Regions from separate parts of the Homo sapiens genome. Here all the other regions are linked to region 2. The links are chromatin loops, found by intact Hi-C in ENCODE. Cell type or tissue: PC-3. All regions are shown on one strand.

What was found. A loop is a pair of places that touch in the nucleus more often than their neighbours do. Peaks named below come from ENCODE experiments on the same cell type or tissue, not always from the same donor. Only the 100,000 strongest peaks of a DNase experiment are listed, where the experiment ranks them.
Region 1: a loop joins it to region 2, with 10 times the contacts of the local background. A loop is called at or near these places in 3 of 110 quality-filtered maps.
Region 3: it touches region 2 in a loop (4-fold over the local background); 3 of 110 quality-filtered maps call a loop at or near these places.

Annotation. Positions count from the first base shown.
Region 1 is chr17:5,834,921-5,839,920 of GRCh38, forward strand. It overlaps LOC339166 (a long non-coding RNA gene), which reads left to right. Exons shown (of 4, transcript NR_040000.1): 2 at 2,261-2,296. Among named protein-coding and RNA genes, the nearest start is that of WSCD1, 230 kb to the right of the region's middle. RefSeq lists an enhancer at 2,591-3,092. In PC-3, no CTCF peak of the experiment used is centred here; a DNase peak (open chromatin) is centred at 2,341; H3K27ac peaks cover 3,484 bases.
Region 2 is chr17:6,066,439-6,071,438 of GRCh38, forward strand. It overlaps WSCD1 (WSC domain containing 1), which reads left to right and starts at 3,941. Exons shown (of 9, transcript NM_015253.2): 1 at 3,941-4,214. RefSeq lists an enhancer at 3,177-4,008. In PC-3, a CTCF peak has its summit at 2,645; a DNase peak (open chromatin) is centred at 2,663; H3K4me3 peaks cover 2,121 bases; H3K27ac peaks cover 1,473 bases.
Region 3 is chr17:5,715,195-5,720,194 of GRCh38, forward strand. No RefSeq gene overlaps it. Among named protein-coding and RNA genes, the nearest start is that of NLRP1, 130 kb to the left of the region's middle. In PC-3, no CTCF peak of the experiment used is centred here; DNase peaks (open chromatin) are centred at 2,607 and 2,977; H3K4me3 peaks cover 474 bases; H3K27ac peaks cover 2,038 bases.

The DNA of each region.
Region 1 (5,000 bases), 230 kb before region 2:
GCAGGCTTCCAAATTAACCACCTGGGAAAGGTCTTATGATTCATGGCTTACATCCTGTCTCTGAGTAACAAATCTTTTTTTTTTTTTTCGAGACAGAGTCCTGCTCTGTCGCCCAGGCTGGAGTGCAGTGGCGCGATCTCGGCTCACTGCAAGCTCCATCTCCCAGGTTCACGCCATTCTCCTGCCTCAGCCTCCTGAGTAGCTGGGACTACAGGTGCCCGCCACCACGCCCGGCTAAGTTTTTGTATTTTCAGTAGAGACGGGGTTTCACCTTGTTAGCCAGGATGGTCTCGATCTCCTGACCTCATGATCCACCCGCCTCGGCCTCCCAGAGTGCTGGGATTACAGGCGTGAGCCACCGCGCCTGGCCCCTCTGAGTAACAAATCTTATTGTGAGTCCCTCAAATCTTATTGTGAGTTCCTCAAATTTTTGATGTACTGATTAATATGTAACCTATTAACACTGAAACGGACACTGATTTGTTTCTGATGCATGAAGTTTTGCTGATTGTCTTGCTGTAGGACATTTTGGCCAGTATGCTGTAAACTGTAGCCGATGATTGTAACCTCTGAATTGAACCCACCAATAAAAAAGAGCAACTCTGATATGAGAAGACCCCCTCCCTTCTCCTAAACGTTCTTATAATGGCATTCCAACTTGTAACAGACTTTGGAACACACCTAAATTCGTTGGTGTGTCTTCCCAGGTTGATGCTCACATTTGACTTCTGCTAAAGCTTTTTCAATTTATTTCAGCCTCAAGAGCCTTAATTTTGATCAACAGTGTATAGATTTATTTTAAGGAATAGGTGCATGAATAATGGAAGTTGGCAAGCCTAAAATTCACAGGATAGGCCATCCTGCTGGAGACCCAGGAAAGAGCCACAGTTGCAGTTCTTGTCTGAAACCATCTGCTGGCAGAATTCCCTCTTGCTTGGGGGAGAGCAATCTTTTGTTTTATTCAGGCTGTCAGGTGATTGGATGAGGCCCACCGACTCATGGAGGGCACTCTACCCAAAGTCCACCAATTTAAATGTCAAACTCATCCAAAAACACCCACACAGAAACATCCAGAATAATGTTTGACCAAATACCTGGGCACCATGGCCCAGCCAAGTGGACACACAAAATTAACCATCATAGCTCCCTTGATGGGGGACTGAGGTAGGCTTTTGGATCAAGGAGGGGATGTTTTACACCTCAGTGAGGCTTTGCCCTCCACTTGGGACCCTGGATTCTGTTTGTGAAAGGTCCTGATTGAAGACAGGAGAAGGAGTGGTAACCACAGACTGAGGGTGGGGGATCGCAGACTACACGGCTGTGTCCACAATATCAGGTTCCAAAGGTGGGAAATAAGAGATAACACTAGGATGGCCGGGCGTGGTGGCTCATGCCCGTAATCCCAGCACTTTGGGAGGCCGAGGGGAGCAGATCACGAGGTCAAGAGATTGAGACCATCCTGGCCAACATGGTGAAACCCCGTCTCTACAAAAAATACAAAAATTAGCTGGGCGTGGTGGCTCACGCCTGTAGTCCCAGCTACTCGGGAGGCTGAGGCAGGAGAATTGCCTGAACCTGGGAGGTGGAGTGAGCCGAGATCCTGCCACTGCACTCCAGCCTGGCAACAGAGTGAGACTCCGTCTCAAAAAAAAAAAGAAAAAAGATATTAACACTAGAACTAATGACAAATACCTGAATAGTGCCTACCATGTGCCAACAGTGTCCTAAGGACTTTGTATATTTTAATGCAATTAGTCCCCCAGTAACCTTGTGATATAGTACTCTTATTATCCCCACCGTACAAATGGTAAAAAAAAAAAAAAAAAAAAAAACTGAGGCTAAGCTGGGGTTTGAACCCAGGGAGTCTAACTCTAGAGATTTCACTCTGAATTACTGATCTATACTGAAGGGCAAGTTAGGAATGGCTTGACTAAGATTAGAGATAAAAACCAGGAGATAGAAGCATGTTCTAGTGTTAATCTCAAGTAACTATTTTTTTTTTTTCCTCTAAAAGGCTTAAGTTAACTAGTGGGTAACATTGCCTTTGGAGAAGGAGGCCTCAGGGAAACTGTTAACTCTTAGATGAGAACGAAGAATGAGTGTCTCAGGTTTTGGTGTCAGTGCTTGCTTAGAGAGAGAATGTTCAATCTTTGATTCTTCAAAACTTTGGGAATTGTGTACATGTGGCTGTGCTTGTGTGCATTCAGCAGTTTTGGCTTGTTCATTCATTGACTCACTTTTTTTTTTTTTTGATCTCCAGGAATGTGCTGGCACTGATGACACAGTAATGACCAAGGTAAACAAGGACCTGCTCTAGCCTGACAGGCTGGTAAGGAGAGACAGAAAACAAGGATCTTAGATTGTCAAAGTGCATCCTAGTTTGGCTCTATGAGAGGGACTTGGGCGCTGGTAGTTTACCTGGGAAGTGATTTCAAGAAGCACAAATTGGGCCGGGCGCGGTGACTCATGCCTCTAATCACAGCACTTTGGGAGGCTAAGATGGGTGGATCCCCTGAGGTCAGGAGTTCAAGACCAGCCTGGCCAACATGGTGAAACCCTATTTCTACTAAAAATACAAAAATTAGCCGGGCGTGGTGGCATGCACCTATAATCCCAGCTACTCAGGAGGCTGAGGTGGGAGAATTGCTTGATCACTTAAACCTGGGAGGCCGAGGTTGCAGTGAGCCGAGATGGCGCCACTGCACTCCAGGCTGGGCGACAGAGCAAAACTCTGTCTAAAAAAAAACCAAAAAACAAAGCACAAATTGGGAGGTGGGAAACAGACAGGGAAGGGAAAAAAAGCCCATAACACGTGCATTCGTGAAGGGGTATCACTGTGAGCAGGAACTCAGTCCGGTGGGGATCCTCTGAGGAATGGTGACGCTTGCTCAGGATCATCCCAATGAGAGGTGGGAACTGGGAGTGCATCTATTTACTCCCATCTCCCACTGGCTGAGGGTTGTCTCCAGGGCTGGTCACTTCTCCATGCTCATGGGTTGTGCATTTGGGAAGCTGGACACGTTCTGTGGGGGAGAGGACACCCTTAGGCTGAGAAGCAGAGAGACCCAGGCTCTTGTCTAGGGAGGCAGCCAGCGAGCTGGAACAGTCTGCCTCAGCTCCAGATAAACTCAGAAGCTGGCCACAGGGCTGTGGACAGCGTGTCCACTATGAGGGCCCTGTAGTGAGGGACAGTTTTGCTTGTTCAAGGAGCCAAAAGGACTGAACAGGTGATGGAGGACAGGAGGAGCTGGGCTGGAGAGGTGGGTAGAGGCCAGGCCCCCAATGCCCAGCCACCAGCATAGGGGCTGTGGATTTTCTAAGTACAGAAGAAGTCACAGAGGGTTTCAAGCAGAAGTGCAAAATGAGCTGAGGGTAATTTTTAAAATATGAGAGAGGAGTAAATGCCTGGAGAAGGTAAGGAAACTTGGGCTCCAGGGCATATGGGCCTCTGAGAGGAGCAGGGATGCATCTTCTATTAAGACAGGAGCAAGAGTGGGCACCCGCCTCACACAGGGTTGGCCTAGGAACAGGAGGGAGCTTCTGTTGTTATTTTCTTTTCTTTCTGCCCTGGAGAATGAGGTGCCCCCACTGGCCAAAATGGGAGTTGGGAGGGGATTAAAGGAGAGAGAAGTGACAGTTTTCTTTCTTTCTTTTTTTTAATTTTTTTTTTTTTTTTTTTTTTTTTTGAGGTGGAGTTTCACTCATTTTGCCCAGGCTGGAGTACAGTGGCGCTACCTCGGCGCACTGCAACCTCCGCTTCCCAGATTCAAGTGATTCTCCTGCCTCGGCCTCCTGAGTAGCTGGGATTACAGGCGTCCTACACCACACTTGGGTAATTTTGTGTATTTTTAGTAGAGACAGGGTTTCACCATGTTGGCCAGGCTGGCCTCGAATTCCTGACCTCAGGCAATCTGCCTGCCTCGGCCTCCCAAAGTGTTAGGATTACAGGCGTGAGCCTACATGCATAGCCGACAGAACAGTTTTCTAAGACAGCCACAAAGTGAACCCAAGAGATTAATACGGGAGGGCGGTCCAGAGGGCTTAGTCTCTGAGTGAATTCTGTGGTCATGAATTGAAAGTGTAACAAATCAGAATCAGGTCATTTGAAGTGATTTTCTTGGGTGACATTTAGCTGCTCTGGTGTGGGTGAGCAGAAGTGAGACAGTTGGATTGGAGCAGGCTGGGGTTTGGCCAGGAGAGTGCAGCAGAGGCAGCGAGAAAAGGGTGCTGGGGGCCTCTCAAGAGAGCAGGGGGAATGGGGTTGGTGGCTGGAACCCAGGGCCCCCTGTCTGTATGTGCAGGGCTCTTGAAAGATGTGCACCACAGGGAGTCAATTTGGCTATGGTTTTTGAGTTTGTGCTCCACGACTGAAAATTCATTTATTTCCCACACCACCCTCTCTCCACTTCATTCCCTTTCATTCATTAGAGTAATTGTGAAAAGTATATGAAGTATCTCAATATTTTTTTGAGTATAAAAACCTATTTTAAACATCAAATTGTTTTCTAGGCTTCCAAATGAGTTGTTTAACATCCACCGAGATAGAAAATATCCAATCAAAAGCTATACTAGGGGGACATTTATTTATGGAGCTATATATTTCACAGGTATTACCTCAATACAGTCTTATTTTATAAAATTTAAATACAGAGCAAACCATGGTCAGTTAAAATTTCCAAATGCGAGTCAAGGTTTATTGCTTATTAATGAAGGGTTCTAACACAGGTAGCAAAGGGAGTGAGCTGTTCAAAGATCCTGGGAGAGAGATTTGCCTCTCTTAGCTGGACATGGACCTTTCTTTCTTGCCTCGTTGTCACCTAGCTAGACACAGCTTGTTGTCTGGCATCACGTGGTCATAAAAAAATCAGGTTCCTCTCAGTGGTGGGGCATGGATAATTTGGAACCACCATCAGACATGACTCGCTAATCAAAAACACCAAGTCACAGATCTGAGAAGTAAAGGATAGCGAATTGATCTGGGCCTATTAATTGAATGTTTC
Region 2 (5,000 bases):
TGACTAGATGACCACCGTGAAGGGAGCTCATCATAGTGGTGGCTCAAGCGTGGTCCACAGCCCTGCCTTGTCCACTGGTGCCAGTGGCCTGAATGGGGGTTCAGTGGCTAGTCGGGGTTCAGTGGCCAGTCACAGTTCAGCCTCCTCTCCAACCACCTCTGACCTTGCACCAGCTAGTGCAAAGTCACTGGCAGTTTCTGTGACAGCCTGTGTGTTTCACACTTCCCTGCCTTTGCAAAGGATGCCCCCCACCCTTGTCTGGAATGGCCCCTGCACCTGGTGACCCAGATGATGCCCACTTCTCCTCTAAAAGCCAGCTTACATGTCACCTCCTCCAGGAAGCCTTCCCTGAATTCCTCCACACTGAGGTTGCGAGTCATTTAGGTTCCAATGCTCGCTCTATCTATCTCTCTATCTATCTCTCTATCTATCTATCTATCTATCTATCATCACAGCTAGTTGCCATCCCAGCAGCCATCTACTAACATAGAAACAATTTTGATCAAGTGGGGATGCGCTCTGAGATGACTGGCCTATCCCCAGAGGATGAATTATAATTAGCCAAACCCATTCCTCCTTGGCCAGGTATTGGCTGAGGGGTACTCACAGGGTTCACTTCTGGCCAATGGGCCTTGCCAGAAGGAGGATCTGGCAAAAGTTTCCTTATCCAGTGAAAAAAGAAACTTGTGGGAAGAAGTGTCCCTTTCTTTCTTGCCTTAGGGTATTGTCATTTGGGGAAGTCACGAACAGCGCTTCAGTTGTCATTTTGCAGTCATGAGGGGGCGGTCCAGGGAGCACAGAGAGGCCACCACAGATTCTGACATCATTGAGTGACTGAATCACCCAACCTTGGAACTGCCTACCTCCAGGCGTCTTGCTGTCTGAGATCATAAACCCTTTGCTTGACACCACTTTTACTTTGCTATTTGTTACTTGAGGCTGCAGGCATCCTGACTGATACAGCAGAGCTCTCTCTTTGTGGTATGTTTTCACTTTGGTCTGTTTTCTCGTCCAGTTCTTCACACTGGAAACTCCTGCAGGGGACCGGTTCTTTTTTATCAAAGACTCTCCAGTGTTCAACACAAAATCTAACACACAATGGGTGCCTTGCTTAGTAAATACATGAAAAGATGGGTGGCTGGAAGGAAGGAAGAATAAGCTATCAGATGACGTGAAGTAAGGAGGTGATGTAAATACCTAGGATCCAATAGTTGAGGTCTGCAAAGAGAGGAGCGGATGACTCAAGAGCGAAACACAGAGAGATGGGATTGATGTGACATCAGACCTGTCTGATTCTTAGTCCCAGACTCCTGGGGGGTGGGGGGATACATTTCTCAGCAGTAAATGGACATATGATGGCAGCATTGTGGGACCAATTGCTTTTGGGACAGGGATGGTATACAAGTTACTATGAAACAGTCCCAACTATGTGGAGAGAAGAGCTGAGGGACAAGGAGTTGGACTGTGATTAGGAGTGACTCTGTTATCAGTCCTCCCTATCACTTCTTACTGGTCACCATCACTAGAAAGAAGGGCTTTGTCCTGACACTGAAATACTCCTGGCCGTGTTGACTCCCAAGCCCTTCTCAATTACTTCCTGGGTTCTTTCATGCGCCTCCTTCCTCAACCTCCCTCCCTAGAGTCAGTAGTTGACTCTAGCTTCTACCCACACAGGGGCTGTATGGTGTTCCCCTGGTGGGGTGCTTTGCAGGGCAGGTGCAGCGTGACATCGAGCACAGATGGCATGGATACCCAGCAGCCTTTTGCTTTTTCTTCTTGAGTCACCTCCTTCCCTGGTGGCAGCCACATCAACTCTTCTGCTTGATTATTCTGTACCAAGTGTCTGCTGCTGCAGATGGACACTTCTGAATAGCAGCTGCCGGGAAATGTCTGGCTTCCCAGAGGAGCTGGGCTTGAATTCCCCTGGGCTCAACTGGCTGTGAGCCTTTTGTGATCACCCACCTGAAAGCCTCATCTGTCAAATGGGCACATGAAGGCATCTATAGACTTATCAGTTTTAAGTGGGACAATGGGTACGAGAGGGCCAGGGCTGGCTTCATGGGTATGAGATCTGTGAAAGGCTCTGAATTCTGTGCTCAGAAGGGACCCGTACTGGTTTAATATCCTCCTTTTATCTCTCGAAATTCTTGATAGTGTTTTAAAAGGGGGCTCCATTTTTATTTTAGGCCCTTCAAATTATGTAGCTGGTCATGGAGAGGGCTTTGCAAACCAAACAGCATTGCGAGACTGCACAGTGGGTTGCTGTTATAAATCGTAACGACACACACATTCACATTCTGTAAAGGATATATATGTGAAGGGGGCTTTTCTGCAAGGTTGGGACTCTGAGGCAGCACAGAATTCGTCTCTCACTTACTGTATCCTCTTCCTGGGCTTAAGGATATTAAATCCAGGTGCCCCAAGACCTTCAGAGCATTCTGCCTTCATGCGGATGGTGCAGACTCTGTTCTAATTCTGCACTTGGCCAGACATAGCTATGCAAACTGCAGCGAGTCTCTTCCCGCTCTGGGCGCCACCTGACTGACCCGCGTAAGGAGGGACTGTGACTGGTCCCCAGGCAAACGCTTTCCCTGCCACCTGCACCTGTTGCAAGCCAGCTCCTCGGAGCCAGGCCAAGCAGCTCTGCCCCTAGCGGGAGTCGGAGGCATGAAACTCCCTTTTAGGAAGACGGAGTAAGAGGCACCACCACCTGCTCCTGCTGCCTCTGCTGTCCTCAGCTTCTGGGAGCATCTTAGCAGCCAGCTCCGGGTGAGGACAGGGTCCACCGGTGCACATGGCAGAGCAGGGCAGATGCTGTGACTTGGCGGCTTTGGGGGAACAGGGTGGGGCTCCTCCCTGGGAAAAATCTTTAGGTTTGGATCCAGCCTTTATTTAAAGAGGGGGATTGTGTATAGACTTGTGTGACTGTTCAGCCTCTTTCCACCTCGGTGCGTGTGTGTGTGTGTGTGTGTGTGTGTGTGTGTGTGTGTGAGAGAGAGAGAGAGAGAGAGAGCCTGTGGGTCAATGCCCAGTATGCCCCTCTGAGAGTGTGTCTGTTAGTAGACACCAGTGTGTGACATTGCTTCTGTGGGCAACTATGTCAAGGCGTGGGTTTGTCACTGTGTGCGGTGTGGAGCAGTATGATAAGCCGGCGGCCGACCCCCGAGTGTGTAGACGCGGGAGCTGGTGTCAGGGTATTTGTAGGGCTGCAATTCTGTGTAGGTCTGTCTCAGATTGTGTGAGAGTGTCTGTGTTCCAGCAGGTGCTTGTTTCTGAGTGTGAATGTGTGTGAAGCTGTGACCGTCTGTCTCTAGCTCTGCATGGGACGGTGATCCGGTGTGTGTGTGTGTGTGTGTGTGTGTGCGTGCGTGTGTGGTGTGTGTGTGTATTAGAGTGCACTCTAAACTGTGTGGCTGTGTGTGTACGTGTGCGTGCCTGTCACAGTGGCCCAGTCTGCTTCTGGGTGAGTGGGGCAGAGCCCAGAGAGTGTGTGTGTGAGTGTGGGTGTCGGTGTCTCTGGGAAGCAGTGATTCGGGATGTGTGTGTCAGGCAGTGTGCGGCTGTCGCTGTGAGTCTGCATGGGAGAGTGGCGGCGTGCTCTCCTCTGCGCGGCAGTGCCCCGTGTGTTTGTGGGTCTGTGTCTGGGTGTGAGCGTCATGGTGCGTGTGTTAGAGCCCGTGGGGCCCCGGTGAAAGGCTGTGGCTCTGGGTGACTGGTGTGTGTGTGTGTGTGTGTGTGTATCAGAGTGGGTGGCGGCGTCTCTGCTCGGCAGTGGCGCGTGTGGCCCGCCCCGCGCGCGTGTTCTCGCGGGCCGGGGCAGGGCGTGGGCCCCCTCCGGCGGAGCCGCGACCCCTCCCCCGGGCGGCGGGAGGTGCGCACCGGCGCCTCTAGGACCCGGCGGCGGCCGGCCGCTGTCCCCGGGCCGCGCGAGTGAGCATGTGCAGAGCCCGGCGCCCGCTCGCCCGCCCGCTGCCCGCCCCGGCTCCGCGCCCGCCCGCCCGCCCCGCCGTTCAGCCCGGACGCCAGCAGCCCCGGGGAGCCAGGCGGCGGCGCCCTGTGCCCGGGCGCGTGGGTCCGCTTGCCGCGGGCGGCCGGAGACGTGCGGGCGCCGGGGCTTCTGGGCTCCGGGCACTGCGGGGGGCTGCGGGCTCGGCGCCCGGGGAAGGCGGGCCATGGGCGCGGGTGCGGGCGCCCCAGCCGGCCGCGATCGCGGGGTGAGTCCTGTCTCTCGGCGCTCCAGCCGGACCCCCGCGCGGGCTGCGAGCAGGGTGTTCCCCTTGCCGCGGGCAAACAAGTTTGTGCAGACGCGGTTGGGAGCGCGGCGGGGCTGCACCTGCTCCGGCTGCAGGGCGGGCTTGCCGGGGGCACCTTCCCGGGGGCCCGGGGCGGCTCGGCCGGGGCAGGGGAGAGTGAGCGGGTGCGTGCAGGGGTTGTGGGGGGGCGGGGGCGGCGCTCGGCGCGGCCGGGATGGGGTGGGGGTGCGCGAGGCGCCGCACGAGCCGCGTCCCCCTCCGGAGTCCTGAGAGCCCGTCCGTCACCCGGGAGGGCGCTGCGGTTGGTCCCGGGGAGGGGGCGAGGGCAGGGTGTGGGGTGCGCACAGCTTCCCTCCTAGGCGGCGACGTTTACCCAGAAGCAGCTCCCTCTCGTTCCGCTACCAAGAGAGGCTTCCGGTCAGCGGAGGGTTTGCTCCGTCTCTTGGTGAACTTGAACAGAGGCAGAGGCAAAAGCAAAACGTATGTATTTTGTCCAGAAAATTACCTAGTGTAGAGCTTTGCGTCTTCGTAGGTGTGGACGGAGACTCACGACTGAAGGTTGCTAAATTGCGTTTTTCTTGGCTACTCAGGAGCGTACGTACCTGGCTGGGTCCCCTGCCTCCGGGTAACCTCGCTGGTGGTTTTCCTGAGCATTTGTGCGCCTGGGATGATGCCTGCTCTGCTGATCGGGAATGCGGGTGGGGAAGGGGACCGCTCTTCCTTCCGCTGAGCAGTGGGAAGGCTCAT
Region 3 (5,000 bases), 350 kb before region 2:
ATGGACGGAGCGCCTCTACTTGGCTTCCCCATGTGATCGCTCTGCGTGCGCTAGTTTGGGATGGTATACAGCATAGCCATGGGGTTTTAAGAGGAAGCATCCCAGCCGGGGGCGGTGGGTCACACCTGGAATCCCAGCACTTTGGGAGGCTGAGGTGGGTGGATCACCTGAGGTCAGGAGCTGGAGACCAGCTTGGCCAACGTTGTGAAACTCCGTCTCTACTAAAAATACAAAACGTAGCCGGGCATGATGGCACTCGCCTGTAATCCCAGCTACTTGGGAGGCTGAGGCAGGAGAATCACTTGAGCCCAGGAGGTGGAGGTTGCAGTGAGCCGAGATGGCGCCGTTGTACTCCAGCCTGGGCAACAAGAGCGAAACTTCGTCTCAAAAAACAAAACAAAACAAAAAAAATTGCGACATAGCACTGGAGGTTACATAATGTTACTTCTGCCATGCTGTTTTGGCTGAGACAGCCACAAAGTATTTCTAGGTTTAAGGGAAGAGGATACTGATCTCACCACTCAATGGGGAAGTGGCAAGGTTAGAAGAGGACGTGGGAAAAGCCTCTTTGCAGCCACCTTGGAGAATGTAACTGATATACCATTTCACATGTGAATCCCTTCCTTGTAGCCCACTGCATGCCCTTGCAGCTTCCGCTCTCCTATACTCCTATCATGGGGAGTTCACTACTTGTTCCAGTTAATTTTCTTTGAGTGTAAGCAACAGAAGCCCACTCTGGCTAACTTAAGCAACGCAGGATGTACTGACACAAGGTGGGGGGTGTTGAAGGATGGAAGGGAAGGCTGAAGATCCAGGCTTGGCATGAAAAACGACCAGGGCAGTGCAAGAAGAAGTCTTGTTCAGTCACGCCTGGGGGATAAATTCCAAACCATATTTGAAACTTTTAGTCATTCTGTTCAAAATTTAAATCACGAGGCGAGAAGATCTGAATGGCCCTGTGCTACGAACTTTACCACTTACTACTTACTTGACTCTGGGAAGGTTGTTTCACTGCTTTGTGACTCAGTTTCCTCATCTGTAAAATGGGGACACTCATAGCAGCTACTTCATAGTTTATGTGAGACTTAAATAAGATGGTGGTTACAAAGTGGTTAGCCCAAAGTCTAGCACATGGTAAATCTTCAATTAATATTAGCTAACAACTGCAACAATAACAACAACTGCTACTGTTACTGCAATGACTATTTTTACTATTATTATTTTTGAGATGGTGTCTCACTCTGTTGCCCAGGCTGGAGTGCAGTGGCATAATCTTGGCTCACTGCAACCTCCGTCTCCTGGGTTCAAGCAATTCTCCTGCCTCGGCCTCCTGAGTAGCTGGGACTACAGGTGCATGCCACTATGCCTGGCTAATTTTGTATTTTTAGTGGAGAAGGAGTTTCACCATGTTGGTCAGGCTAGTCTCGAACTCCTGACTTCAGGTGATCCACCCGTCTCGGCCTCCCAAAGGGATGGGATTACAGGCATGAGCCACTGTGCCCAAGCCAGACTATTACTATTTTGGTTGGCTTGCTTCTGTGCGTAGTACAGGGTCAGGCACACAGTAGGTGCTTAGTTTTAGTGCTGAATGCATGAACAAATAAATGAATGGCTTCTGCTCTAATACATAGCAATCAAGTTCTTTGAAGTCATCTTTAGACATTTCTTTCTTTTTTTTTTTTTTTTTTGAGATGGAGTTGCCCAGGCTGCAGTGCAGTGGTGTGATCTCGGCTCACCACAACCACCGCCTCCCGGATCCAAGTGATTCTCCTGCCTCAGCCTCCTGAGTAGCTGAGATTATGGGCATGTGTCACCATGCCCGACTAATTGTTTTGTATTTTTAGTAGAGACGGGGTTTCTCCATGTTGGTCAGGCTGGTCTTGAACTTCCAACCTCAGGTGACCCACCCGCCTTGGCCCCCCAAAGTGCTGGGATTACAGGTGTGAGCCACCGCACCCGGCCTAGACATTTCTTATAATTAGATCAAAACAAGAAAAATCAACATATAAGAATCTCAGTGCATTTAAATATTAGACCCACCCTCCTGAGTGACTGTTTTCTCTTTCTCTTCCTTCCTTCCTTCCTTCTTTCCTTCTTTCTTTCTTTCTTCTTTCTTTCTCTTTCTTTCTTTCTTTCTTTCTTTCTTTCTTTCTTTCTTTCTCTTTCTTCCTTCCTTCCTTCCTTCCTTCCTTCCTTCCTTCCTTCTTTCCTCCTTCCTTCCTTCCTTCCTTCCTTTTTGAAAGAGTTTTGCTCTTGTTGCACAGGCTGGAGTCCAATGGTTTGATCTCAGCTCACTGCAACCTCTGCCTCCTGGGTTCAAGCGATTCTCCTCCCTCAGCCTCTGGAGCAGCTGTGATTACAGGCGCCCGCCACCATGCCCGGCTAATTTTGTACTTTTGGTAAAGTACAAAATGTTGGCCAGGCTGGTCTCGAACTCCTAACCTCATGTGATCCACCCACCTCGGCCTCCCAAAGTGCTGGGATTACAGGTGTGAGCCACCGCACCTGGCCCTTGGTGATTGTGTTCTGTGTCTGTAGTCCTTCTTCTGAAAAATAATCCCTGGTGTTGCTCTTTGCCCGAGTCCTTCAGAAATGCTGCAAACAGTAAACAAGCAACTCCACTCCAAGGAGGTGAATCATCTGCTGACGGGATTGCATTCCACATCAATTCTCGTGTCATATTTGATTAATTTTGTATCTAGCTTCATTACATCTCATCCCTCATTTCAAAGGTGTCCTTCATAGGGGACACTGGAGGAAGCAGAGAGGGGAGACCGGGCAATGGACATCCTGCTGCGAAGAGTTCATGGATGCCCCAAACAGTAGCAACTGAGATTTAACCCTCTCAGAGTCCCACCTCTGCCCATGAGATGAGCTCTCTGCTGTTACTGCAGCGTTTCCCAAGCTTGAGTCACGGTGACCCAGCCACCATGAGACAGCCACTTTACACACCATTAATCAGCAGAATGGCTGGCAAATGCTAACCCACTTAGCAGTGATATCCTAGCAGGTGACAGCTACCGGAGCTGACAGCATCTGGCTGGAGGGCACACATCTCCAGGCAGGCCGTCTGGAGCTCTCTGAGTTCTATGTGGGTTACTGTGAAGCTGAAGGTGAGACTTCCAGCTTCCTGGCCAAGAGTTGCTTAAATGGGTCAGGGCAGGATTTAACTCTGGCACATCTGAGTTCTGGGCCCTTATTCACCAGGGCTGATGACATCTCCTTCCCATTCTTCCCCTTCTACCCACGTCCTACCACATCTTGGAACTCTGAGGATTCATCTAACATTTATTGAATTCAATTCAATAATTTGTTGAGTGGTGTAGCGGAAACCTCTGCTGTTTACGTTATGTCTGTCCTTTTGGCCCACTTCTAATTTCAGGTGAAGCTGTGTGCATGTGTGACTGTAGCTGTGGCTATGCATGGAGGCTGAGCCTGGATCCTGCCCTCAGACCATGCTGTAGTCATGGTCACAGACTGAGCCCTCATTTTGGTCACAGGCTGAGCTCTGATCATGGTCACGGACTGAGCCTTCCTCCTGGTCACAGAGAGAGCCTTGATTCTGGTCATAGACTGAGCTCTACAGACTAAGCTCTGATCATAAGAGAACACAGTGAGAAAGAGATTGAGGATGGCTCAGTTCAGGCCACCCTCACTTCTGCAGTCGCAGGCGGGAGCCGTGCCCTCTCAGTGGGATATGAGGAGTGGGGGAATCAGAGTAAAGGCATCCTGCATCTGAACAAAGACAGTGCCAATTATGGCAGCTTGCATTCTCAGGTTCTTAACTTGGAAAAAGCCGCTGTGGTTTCAGGCACAGCCTAATGAGGTTTTCAGAGCTGTGTCTTATTTCCTTTAGTGCATAGAGGTTATTGTGTTTTGCAGGAAAATTAACTAGCAATTAAATTTCTGAAAAAGTGTTTGAAACTCCTACAAGCAGTGCCTCATTGTTTTGCAAGATTGGGTACACAATGTAATAATTCCATCTGCAAATTAATTTTCTCTCACTCACGGCTTCTGATGTAACTGCAATGTCATCCATTTAGTCATTCATTCATCCTTTGATTCAGTGCACATTTACTACGTACCTCATGTTGAACCTGGCACTGTGGGGAGGGCAGAGGTGGGTCTCTGCTTCCCAGGCAGCTCCCTGTCTAGAAGGAAGACAAGATTTTCTCAGAAATAATGGTCAGAGGAGGCAGACTATGATCATTCCATTAGAAGGAGATTTATAGTGATTTGGACTTCCAGATTTAGGAGGAGGGGGAGGTAACTCCTGACTTTGTCTCAGTGAAGAAAGAATAGAAAGAAAGCTGAAAGTAGCCAGGCGCAGTGGCTCACGCCTGTAATCCCAGCACTTTGGGAGGCCGAGGCAGGTGGATCATGAGGTCAAGAGATCGAGACCATCCTGGCCAACAGGGTGAAACCTGGTCTCTACTAAAAACACAAAAATTAGCTGGGCATGGTGGCACGCGCCTGTAGTCCCAGCTACTTGGGAGGCTGAGGCAGGAGAATTGTTTGAACCTGGGAGGCAGAGACTGCAGTGAGCTGAGATCGCACCACTGCACTCCAGCCTGATGACAGAGAGAGACAGAGGAAAAAAAAAAAGAAAGCTGAAAGTTGTAGTAACTAACATTGATTAGGCACCTGCAATATGTCAGACTCTGTGGCAGGTGTTTTGCATCTGGGATCTCATTCAATCCTTAGGCCAGTCCTATGAGATGGTGTTATCACCCCCATTTACAGATCAGGAAACTGAGGCTCAGACAGGTTGGATGACTTGCTTAAGATCACATACCCAGCAAGTGTTGGAGTCTGTTTTGGAACTTGCAACTGTCTGATTAAAACATTTCCCACTAAACATGCTAAATTCTTTAAGGATGACTTCTTTGCCAAGTGGTTTGTAGCCTTCCTGCTTCCCATCAGCACAAATGAAGGAGTTGGAGAAGGTCTAGAGGGGAGCTCTGCCAAGGCCAGAATGACATCAAATGTGCTCTGAAGAA